Linked DNA regions of Homo sapiens: region 1 is linked to region 2. A link is an interaction called in ENCODE POLR2A ChIA-PET data of the cell type or tissue named here. Cell type or tissue: MCF 10A. All regions are shown on one strand. Each heading gives the region's core, and the rest is flanking DNA. Links, peaks and the distances in the headings are about the cores only. Region 1 overlaps SESN1 (sestrin 1). Region 2 overlaps SESN1 (sestrin 1).

The links. ChIA-PET counts read pairs that join two places held together with the same protein. Peaks named below come from ENCODE experiments on the same cell type or tissue, not always from the same donor. Only the 100,000 strongest peaks of a DNase experiment are listed, where the experiment ranks them.
Region 1: POLR2A ChIA-PET joins it to region 2 with 10 read pairs; 12 of 35 experiments call an interaction of 5 or more read pairs at or near these places.

Annotation. Positions count from the first base shown.
Region 1 is chr6:109,057,258-109,062,652 of GRCh38, forward strand. All of the region lies in intron 1 of SESN1 (sestrin 1), which reads right to left. It also overlaps the pseudogene RNU6-653P. Among named protein-coding and RNA genes, the nearest start is that of SESN1, 35 kb to the right of the region's middle. In MCF 10A, for the core only: CTCF peaks have their summits at 2,445 and 2,646; DNase peaks (open chromatin) are centred at 2,134 and 2,664.
Region 2 is chr6:108,999,569-109,004,963 of GRCh38, forward strand. It overlaps SESN1 (sestrin 1), which reads right to left. Exons shown (of 10, transcript NM_014454.3): 2 at 2,710-2,775; 3 at 1,720-1,920; 4 at 923-1,105. It also overlaps a transcript of ARMC2 not described here. Among named protein-coding and RNA genes, the nearest start is that of ARMC2-AS1, 78 kb to the left of the region's middle. In MCF 10A, for the core only: no CTCF peak of the experiment used is centred there; a DNase peak (open chromatin) is centred at 2,673.

The DNA.
Region 1 (5,395 bases), core at 176-5,175, 58 kb after region 2:
TGTTTTAGGGTAATTTTGTTACACAACAATAGATGCCAGAAATATAGTGATTGATACGTGAAGGTACAACAGACTTTTTACAACCTTGATACAAATCACATTCTAAGGATGGCAGAGGGCTTTTATTAATGTAGTTGAACATCACACCGGCTCTGGACTGCCTAATTAAGACTTCTTGTGGAGGCAGACCCCTATCTGTTTATACTACATAGTAGGGTTTTTTTGTTATTTGCAGCCAAACACATTCCAGACTGACATACTCAACAATTCCCAAAATTCAATTACTGTTTCTAAAGAAAGGTTCCTCTTATTCAAGGATCTACCTCTGCTCAGAAGTTCATACTTCTCTTATCTTCTGGAACCCAGTTGTTCATTTAATGATCCAGAAAAAATATTCAGGCTGTCCTGCAGGAACTCCTAGTATTTAAAGGCAGTGGCAAGGATTATCCCCTTCATTCAGCAAGCAATTACAATACTTTCAGTAGAATGCCTACTTCTTAAAACATGTCTCCCTTTGACATACTAAAAACTTCATTCAGCTACACCCCAAAACACAAAGAATTCAGAAATGTATTCTAAGCTGCTGGATCATATAATCCATAGGAAAATGAGTTTCTCTTGATGATAACCTGCTTTATCATATGAATTCCAGGAACATGTTTCAGCCCAAGAGAAGGAACTGGCTGTCTCTAGATGAGGTTCAATCATGTAACACATAATGATGTTTCAGTCAATGATGTACTGCATATACAACAGGGTCCCCTAATATTGTACAGTAACTTTTTTTTTTTTACTATACCTTTCCTATGTTTAGATATATTAATTAATTAATTAATTAACTTTTTGAGGCAGGGCCTCGCTCTGTTGCCTAGGCTGGAGTGGAGTGGTACGATCACGGCTCACCGCAGCCTTGACCTCCTGAGTTCAAGTGATCCTCCCACCTCAGCCTCCCAAGTAGCTGGACCTACAGGCACACACCACCACACAGGACTAATTTTTGTATTTTTGTAGAGATGGGGTTTTACCATGTTGCCCAGGCTTAGATATATTTAGATATACAAATAATTACCATTGTGTTACAACTGCCAGTGTGTACTCAGTATAGTAACATGCTATACAGGTTTGTAGCCTAGGAACACTAGGTTATACCATATAGCCTACGTGTGCAGTAGGCTATACCATCTAGGTTTGTGTAAGTACACTCTGTGATGTTTGCCCAAGGACAAAATTGCCTGATGACATTTCTCAGAACATATGTCCATCATTAGGTGATGCGTGACTGTACAGATCCCACATTGTCCTCCTAACTGCTTATCTCTCTCTAGATGCCAAAAGATGCCAAACATTGTAACACGTAACAGAAGGAAAGTTTCATTTGGCACAGAAGTAAAAGTAATTCAGATCTAGTGACCTTCTTTTGTTTTTTCTTTCCAAGTGTACAATTGCTGAGAGATAGAAGCAATGCAGCCCCAGAAGAGGAAGAAAAATGACAGGAAATCCCGATCCACACTTGACCAAAATCATCAAACAATCTAGGCAACTGGTTTTCACTCGTATGATAGTTTTTTAAGTTGTCAGCAATTCTTGGCAAATACAAGAATAGAAAATAACTTCAGTAAAACTCTGAGCTAAAAGGCTTAATATTCTCATAGGTGTCTTGCCCTTATAAAGGGTGGGTGGGTAGGGGGGTACCTAAAGAAAGGAAATTTAGTCAGAGAATAAACCTTCTGCTGTAAGAGAAAACATAATCCAAAATATCAAGTATACTATATTTGAGGAAACACCAAATTTAAAACGAAGTTTTTCAAAATTTATGTAACTCCATATATATCACTTCATACACACACACACACACACACATAATTTACAGATAACTTCTTAACATTTAACCAACCTGAGGAAGCTATTTCTTAAAATTTAATTTTAAGAGAAATTCATTTTAACTTTGAGATGTAAAAAACAGTCTAAGATCTTTGAAGCTAGCCAGAGTACATTCCTGGATTCTAATAGTACTGCTTAATCATAGCCAAGCAGACACAAAATGGTGTTTCATAAAAGTGTGATAGTTGCTACTGCAACGATCAGTAGGTGTGCTTTTAATGTTTATTCAGTTGCATATTTTCAGAACTAACATGACATGGATTGCTAAAGCCTGGAACAGCTCCTTGATTTCGAAACATGGTCACTTCCATAATGGCTATATATAAAAAAGCAGAATAAGAGGGCAAAATTTTGTTTGTATTTTTATTTTTAAAATATGGAACGCTTTACAAATTTGCATGTCATTCTTGTGCAGGGGCATGCTAATTTTCTCTGTATCATTCCAACTTTGGCATATGTGCTGCTGAAGCAAGCACAAGGCGGGCAAAATTTGAAATGCTAGTTCCCATCCCACAGAGACCCACACAGTACTCCTTACATCATACTTAGAGAAGGTGTCATATTCATGCATATTTTTGCTTTTGATCTGTGAAATTAATTTAGGGATAAATTCAGTTCTACTTTTTATTTTTCCTTTGCTGCCCCTACCGGCCCTTCCAATAACTTACAATAACATATTGTTTTAAAAAGTTACTTATGATAATATTCCCGAGACTTTTCTGCAATTTGACGATTTCTTCCACTCACAGGAAGACAGGCCTAGACTATAACAATGAAAGTGAACTCCACCAGAGGCAAAACAATGTGACTAAACACAGGGACTTCCCCTTTGCTACACCATGGTATTCTTTGACCTACTTTAGTTTTCTACAAATCATCCCTTTAGTTCTCAGCCTGAAAGCACCAAAGCTAGGCCTCTGTTAATCACACATTAATAAACAATAACAAACAACAAAAAAGACAAACACATGTGTACACACACGTACACACACACACACACACATTTATATTAAGGAGTAAACAATCTAATCTGTGGAAAAAGCCACACCACTAAATAAAACATTAACAAAGGATAATTTGTTGAGTTTTTTTTCTAGAATAGATTCTAAAAAATTTAAAAGGAGAATTTTTAGATAAGTATTTTAAGAAATGTAATAGCTTTTAAAATTAGTGTCTTGTGTATGTATTCCTGATCCACAGATCCCATCTTTTGCTTAAAGCACCTGTTTATAAAACTTTACAATTTCTAATTGGGAGTGGCAAGAGAGATCTGACATGCTTGATTTGACCTGCCAAGCCTTTTTTCCTTTGGGAGAATATTCATCTGCCTTTTCTATTGATTAGTTCAGTACTGTGCAGTTTTATGAAGATTCTAGAAAAGTGTTAGGTGAAAATAAACAGCAATGACAGTGAACTAATCTATTTTAGAGGGAAAATTCCTCAAAGGCAAAGACAATTCCCTCCCTCATTTACCTTTTTAGGTCAGAAAAAGTAGGCCATCAATAACTATAATTAGTGCAGCATCTGTAGGATGCTCGATTCTACTTTAACTACATAGAATAATTTAATCTCACTGAAATTATAATTAAATGAGATCAGTACTTAATATGTCATGGAGCTATTAGTAAGCCTCAGAAAACTTGTTACTGGAATGTAGCAATTGTTCTCCACAAGACGAATGACCAAGGGAATCAGGAATAATGACATAATCTTCCTTCTCTCTGTGTTAAATTTATGCCAGGCAACTTTCAATGTCTCCAGGAAAAGTATCCACTGCTCTTTCTATTCTCCCCTCTGAATCCTTGCATCAGGACAGACCAATTTCAAATCAAATACATTTAAATGGTTAAATCAATACATGTATATGAACCCTGATTTAATTTATGATTAAATTGCTACTCAGAAAGGTAACAATTTCTTTAAAAATGCATTTTACTTTTTGAAATATCTCACACATATTATTCATAACTCAGTTGTATATCTGACTTTAAAATGTACATAATCTAAAATTAAAGCAACAATAAGTTACTCTTAATTTTATATTTCCCTTAGGAAAAAAGAACAATGTACTAATATACATATCTGTGAAACCACATCTGATTCCATGTATTAAACCTAAATAATAGACAGGCATGCGATCTAAGAAAAAAACAGCCTTGACCAAAAAATTTTTTTCAACAAATTTAATGTTTAGAAATTTTCTATTTGTGTATAACATGTAAAATAAAAATTTTAAATTTTGAACACTTTCAGTTATAATTTAAAAATGTACCATGTATTTTAAACAAAAATTAAAGGGGATGTATCAGAATTAATTCTACCTAAATATTTTGGGATATGCAATAAACTTGATCTTCATCTTCCTCTTTTAAATTAATTAACCTGCTGGGTGAGGTGGCTCATACCTGTTATCCCAGCACTCTGGGAGATGGAAGTGGGTGGACTGCTTGAGGTCAGGAGTTCGCGACCAGCCTGGGCAACATGGTGAAACCCTGTCTCTACTAAAAATACAAAAATTAGCCAGGCATGGTAGCACACACCTGTAGTCTTAGCTCCTCAGGAGGCTGAGGTGGGAAGATGGCTTGAGCCCAGGAGGCAGAGGTTGCAGTGAACTGAGAGCGCACCACTGCACTCCAGCCTGGGCAACAGAGCGAGATCCTGTCTCAAAAAAAAAATTAATTAATCTAACAAATATTTATTTAGTTTTTACTATGTGCCTAATGAGTGATGAAAAAATAAATGATGAGAAAACCCTGATATGGTCTCTACCCACATTAAACCTCACTTTAGTGGAGGACAGAAATTAATCCAAGAATTATCTAAACGTGATAAAAGATGGTGCTCTGAGGAATAATGAGAGAGAATGGATCAAGTTAGGGAAGCCCTAGAAGGCTTTCTTTTTAAGAGACAGGGTCTTACTCTGTCACCCAGATTGGAGTGCAGTGGTACAGTCACGGCTCACTGCAGCCTTGAACTCCTAGTCTCAAGCCATCCTCCTGCCTCAGCCTCCCAGGTAGCTGGGACTACAGGCATGAGCCACCATGCCCAGCCTGGAAGGCATTCTTGAGGAAGTCAGAATTGAGAGAAATCCGAAAAATGAACAAGGGGAGTTTATTAGGTGAATAAGAGAGCAGAGGCAAAGCTCTGTCCAGGTAGAGGAGAAAGCATGTCAAAGGCTTTTGAGCAAAAGTAAGCAGTAAGCAAAGAGGGCCTGTGAGTCTGAGGCGCACAGAGCGAGGAAGAGCACATTGCAAGATGAGGCTGCCAAGGTCAGCAGCCACACCATGGAGGGCCTTGCAGGGAGGCTGACTATTCAATTTGGCTTACTCCTGTTGACTTGGTGTAATCCCTTCTCTCACAGTGTCCCAGTTTGGATGATAAATTATGTGAGGCCATGTAAAAACATTTATCTTTAACGAAAACACTATGAGAAGTCATATATAAAAATTTTAAGATGGTGTGTGCGTGTGAAAGAGAGAGACACAGAAATAGCTGTATTAAAACATGAATTCAT
Region 2 (5,395 bases), core at 104-5,103:
ACAATGAGATGCCACTTCACACTTATCAGAATGGCTGAAATCCAAAACACTGACACCAATGCTGGCCAAGATGTGGGACAACAGGAATGCTGCTTCATTGCTGGTGGGAATGCAAACTGATACTGCCCTTTGGAAGAGTTTTACAGTTTCTTACAAAGGTAAACGTAGGCTTACCGTATTATCCACAAATCGCACACCTAATTATTTATCCAAATGAGGTGAAAACTTTTGTCGACAAAAAACAAGAAACAAAAACCTATACATGAATGTTTACAGCAGCTTTATCCGTAATTGCCCCAAACTGGCAGTAACCAAGATGTCCTTCAATAGGTGAATGGATAAACAAACTATGGCATAACTATACAATAGAGAATTATTCAGTGATAAAAAGAAATGAACTATCAAGTCGTGAAAAAGCATGAAGAAGCCTTAAATGGATGTTGCTAGATGAAAGAAGCCAGTCTGAAAAGCTACATACTTTTGTATGATTCCAGCTGTATGACATTCTGGAAAAGGCAAAACTATATAGAAACAATAAAAAGATGAGTGGTTGCAGGGGTTTAGGGGAAGGGGAAAGGGGGGGAAAGGGATGAACAGGTGGAACCCAGGGCATTTTTAGGGTACTAACTATTCCATATGATATTGTAATGGATGCGTGACATTAGGCATTTGTCAAAATGTGTAGAACGATACAATGCAAAGACTGAACCCTAATGTGAACTATAGAGTTACTAGTAATATATCAATTACAGCAAATGTACCACAGAAATGCTGTAACAGAAGAAAATGTGCATCTGTGGGAAGAGATTCAGGGGGTAGAAAATAGGAACTCTCTGTACTTTCTGTGCGATTTTTCTGTAATCCTAAAACTGCTCTAAAAAAGTCTGAAATGACTCCCAAGATATATTACCCCACTGCTTACCTCAATGTGTTCTTTGGTAATAAGCCAAGGTCTATGGGCTAACACTTTGTTAAGTTCTCCTAAATTCTGTAGTTTTTGAGGAGCATTCTCTAAACCATTGAGCCACTTGGGGTCCCCACCAACATGAAGGAAATCATTTACATGCAGGTTCACTAAGTAGGAGCACTGATGTCTTGCCGCAGCCTTAAAACAAAAAGATTATTCTAATTATAAATATTAAAACCTTGAACTACATATCCTTTTTATTTACAACATGCAAAAGAGCTAATTAAGTTTATTAGTATGTTTTCAAATTTTCCGTAAACTACAGAAATGCAGTTTTTATATAAACATTTTAAAAATTCAAATACTGTAAGAACCTTAGAAATATTCCAAGAACAAACAAAATATCTGATAAAAGTATTTGAACTTTAGACATTTTATCTATATACTTTCAGAACTTCAGATTAAGAAGAAACTTCAATTAAGGTGCCAATCATAAAATAATGGAATATTATTTACATCTTGAACAGGAAGCACCACTTATGTCAATGTGAACTATTTATAATAATGAAACAGAACTTGTGTTCTACTTATTTAATGAAGAATGGTTCTCAGCAATGTATAAATACTTGCTTCTTTTTCTGTTATACTTGAGAGCGTACTTATTTAAAAATAGGAAAAACAGAGACTGTGCAACAGGAATCATATTATATATCATAATCTAAGTATTTATCCCTGTGTTTAAAGCATTAACTGTCTCTTAAAGAGATTAATAAAAATAGGCAAAAACAATTTTTCACTGAATGTTTACAAACCATTATTCCAATGTAGTGACGATAATGTAGGGGTAACGGCCCATCCATTTGCAGTAGATAGTGCTGAGTTTTTAAGAAACTTTCTAAATATTGTGGGTGGAAAACCATCACTAACGTAATGTTATCCAAACGGCCCAAAGCAGCAAAAGAATCTGCAAATAAAGCATGCATCTGTGCGTCTTCACTCCCCACTTGGAGGATCTGTATAAATGAGAAAAACCATGGTTACTGAAATGGTAAATTGGTGTTAAGGGAAGAAAATATACATGCGCTACACTCTAAGTATCATTTAGAAGCAGATTAAATCTGGCTTAAGAAAGAGGGGTTACAAATTTAAACTCAACTGGTTGAAAGATACAGAAGAATAAACAGTTACATATTATATAGTAGGGGATAAACAACAAAGGCTGAACATTAAAGGCCATCTAGATAGGCTGCTTGCAGAGTTGGCCAGAATCCAGATAAAGAAGCAGATTTAGATTATCAAATTTGCAGAGCTTGCAAACAGACACTAAAGCCTTTCTTTACAAAACCGCCTACTCTCACTCAATTTAAGGAGAACTAAAATTAACTAATAGCATACACTTCTTATGAAAATAAAGCATAGATGCTTTTATACATATATAGAATTAAAGATCCAATCTAGCACTGATATCAGCCTGTGGAGACAGTCAAGACTAAGTAACTCAGGTTATGGGCACACCTAAACAACATCTAAATATAAGCAGATGTTGTATCACTGGTCAAAAACAAATCTTGGCTTTACTTGATTAAATATGGGTGTTAAAAACACATCATGAAATACTAGAAATCAACACAAGTACAACAGCTTTTTATTCCCACAGATTCACTGCCAAAGAATGATTAACTGCAACCAACTCTGACTAAAACATGTTGTTGACCAACAGTTCTTCAGATGCCAACATGTGGGTCATGAAAGCTCTTCCTTAAAAGCATACAGTTCACTATGTACTTTCACAAACAACGTACCTCCTTTTCTGGGATGAATCTGCTTGGTCCCTGTCCTAGTGGTCGAGGAATTCTAATGCCAAGTTCCTAGAAAAGAAAATTACACCATCTCAGGCCTTTGGCAGTAAACAAAATGAACTGAGGCTAAAGGAATGGGAGGGAAAAACAACCAGTCGAACAGAGACAGGCTTGTTTTGATGGTTTGTTTTCATGGCTGTATATACATACCAACTCTTCTGTTAGCATTACATAGCTAACAACAGCTTATAATACAACTCTGATTAAAAACAATAAAACCTGTTTCACTAAAACCAGAGTTTTGCATAAAGTACTTGGCAGAAAGTCTAGAACAGAAAGTTCAGCACATAGCAGCCAACCCTGTGGATCATCAGTGATACAAAATAAGACCAGTGTGTTTGTACATCTAAAACTCAACCAACCCAAATATCAATCCCTGTGCATCGTCAGAAAATGAAAAAGCAGTACTTCCACCTAGGTGTCTTAAACTAGAAAAAGTGTAATTATTATTACATCTAAAACAACACCTCACGGTTAGAATGTAAATTTATGAAAAATAAAAACTAAATTCACAAGAGACAGCACTACAGGGCATGTTTTCTCTGCAGTTAAATAATTTTAGAGAAACTCATTTTGTTTGTAAGTTTGCCTTAAATTAAGTTTTTTTTTATTTACAGGATGTCATCAATCTTGCCCATATTATATTTTAGAGAAGCTCAAATAATTGAGAAATAGTTTTCTGACATTTGACACAGTGACTCTAGAATCCTGTACCTTATGTGATGGTGTAGTATGGTTAACAAGAACTGAAAATCTGTTAGGGTTTCCTTTCCCTCCCTCACCCTCCCCATATAGTGTGTTTACAGAAACAAAACTAAAATAATATATTTCAACTTTTTGTTGTTTTGAGGCCTATGTCCTATCTAGTGTCATTTAAAAATTTTTTTTAGAATTTATACAATTAAAGATTAACCCCTTCACTCATATATATTATATATATAATTAAATACTCATATAATTCTACTCTCTCCTTACTGCTTTTAAAGTTCTTCATGATATAAACCAGATATTTTCCTTTTAAAGAAAAAAAGTGGGGATGGGGTGGGGGTGGGTGCACAGAGAGAAGGACATGTGTCAGCAATCCAAGAAATCTGGTCCCAGCAAATGAAAGTCTTTAAAGCAGAACAGGCTTTTAAAAATTAAGCAGGAAGGACAAAAGTGAAGGTAATCTTTATTAGGAGACATCAAGATTCAAAGTAGTTTATATTTGCCAACAGAATTCATAAAATAATATTTAAATAAAATAATCTTATACTGGAGGTTGGTGACTTCTCCCTGGTTAGTCCATCCTTACACTGAAGATAGTAATGCTTTAACATTATACCCTTCATTAGAGGAGGCACTTAATTCACTGGTCTGGCCACGTGTGTGTCTCAATTTTAACATCCTGTAATGAATGCCAGAGGACATCCCTGTTATTCAATATATAATTTTGGCACCAATAGCAGCCATTTATATACAATGATGACTCTTAGCTTTTCTAACTGCTGAATTTCTCATCCAATTACATACATTTGAAACAATACCTATTGGACAAAACTAAGGCTAAAATTAACATTTATCCCCTCTAATTTCTTTAATCTTGAAAACTGTCTTACTTAAACAAAATGTATTTTAGGAAAATGCCTGTTTCAAGGGTTTATTACTGTTTTATAACTAAGAGACTTGGGACTTTAGTATACGAAAAGGTGTCATTTCAAATGGGGGAAAATGAATTATTCAACAAATGATCTTGGGACAACTGGATAGCCATTCAGAAAAAAAGTGAAGCTGGAACACTATAACATGCTTTACCCCACAATAAATCAGAGTTAAATGTAAGAAAAAAATGAAAACTTAGAAAAAAAGCAAAAAACATTATAGTACTAGAAGAAAACACTCATGGAGTGCAGCAGGCCTAAGAATACCACAAAAGCCAAAAGTCATAAAATATAAGATTGATAAATTTAATGACATAAAAATAAAGACTTTCACATGGGAAAAATAAATATATACAAAGTCAAAAGTAAACAGAAAGCTAGGAATTATATTTGCCACTCAAATAACAAAGGGCTAAATTTTAAAGAAAGATTACTATAAATCAATACGAAAATCCCCAACAATCTTTTTTTTTTTTTTTGGAGACAGAGTCTCGCTGTGTCACCCAGGCTGGAGTACAGTGGCATGATCTCGGCTCACTGCAGCCTCTGCCTCCTGGGTTCAAGTGATTCTCCTGTCTCCCGAGTAGCTAGGACCACAGGCGTGTGCCGCCACACCTGGCTAATTTTTTGTATTTTTAGTAGAGACAGGGTTTCACCATGTTAGCCAGGATGGTCTCAATCTCCTGACCTCGTGATGCGCCCACCTCGGCCTCCCAAATGCTAGGATTACAGGTGTGAGCCACCGCACCTGACCAACAATCGTATTTTAAAAATGAGCAAACAACACAGTTCAAGGAAAAGAAAATACAAATGGTTGAAAAATGCTTGACACTCAAAACAACTGCAAGTTAACTATGCTGAGATACTGTCTTCCTCCAAAAAGATTGCTTAAGATCAAAAAGTTTGATCACAGGCTGTATTGGAGAAAGGGTAGAGAAACTGTCATTAATTGTTTATATATTGCTGATGAGAGTGTTTTGAAGTATGAG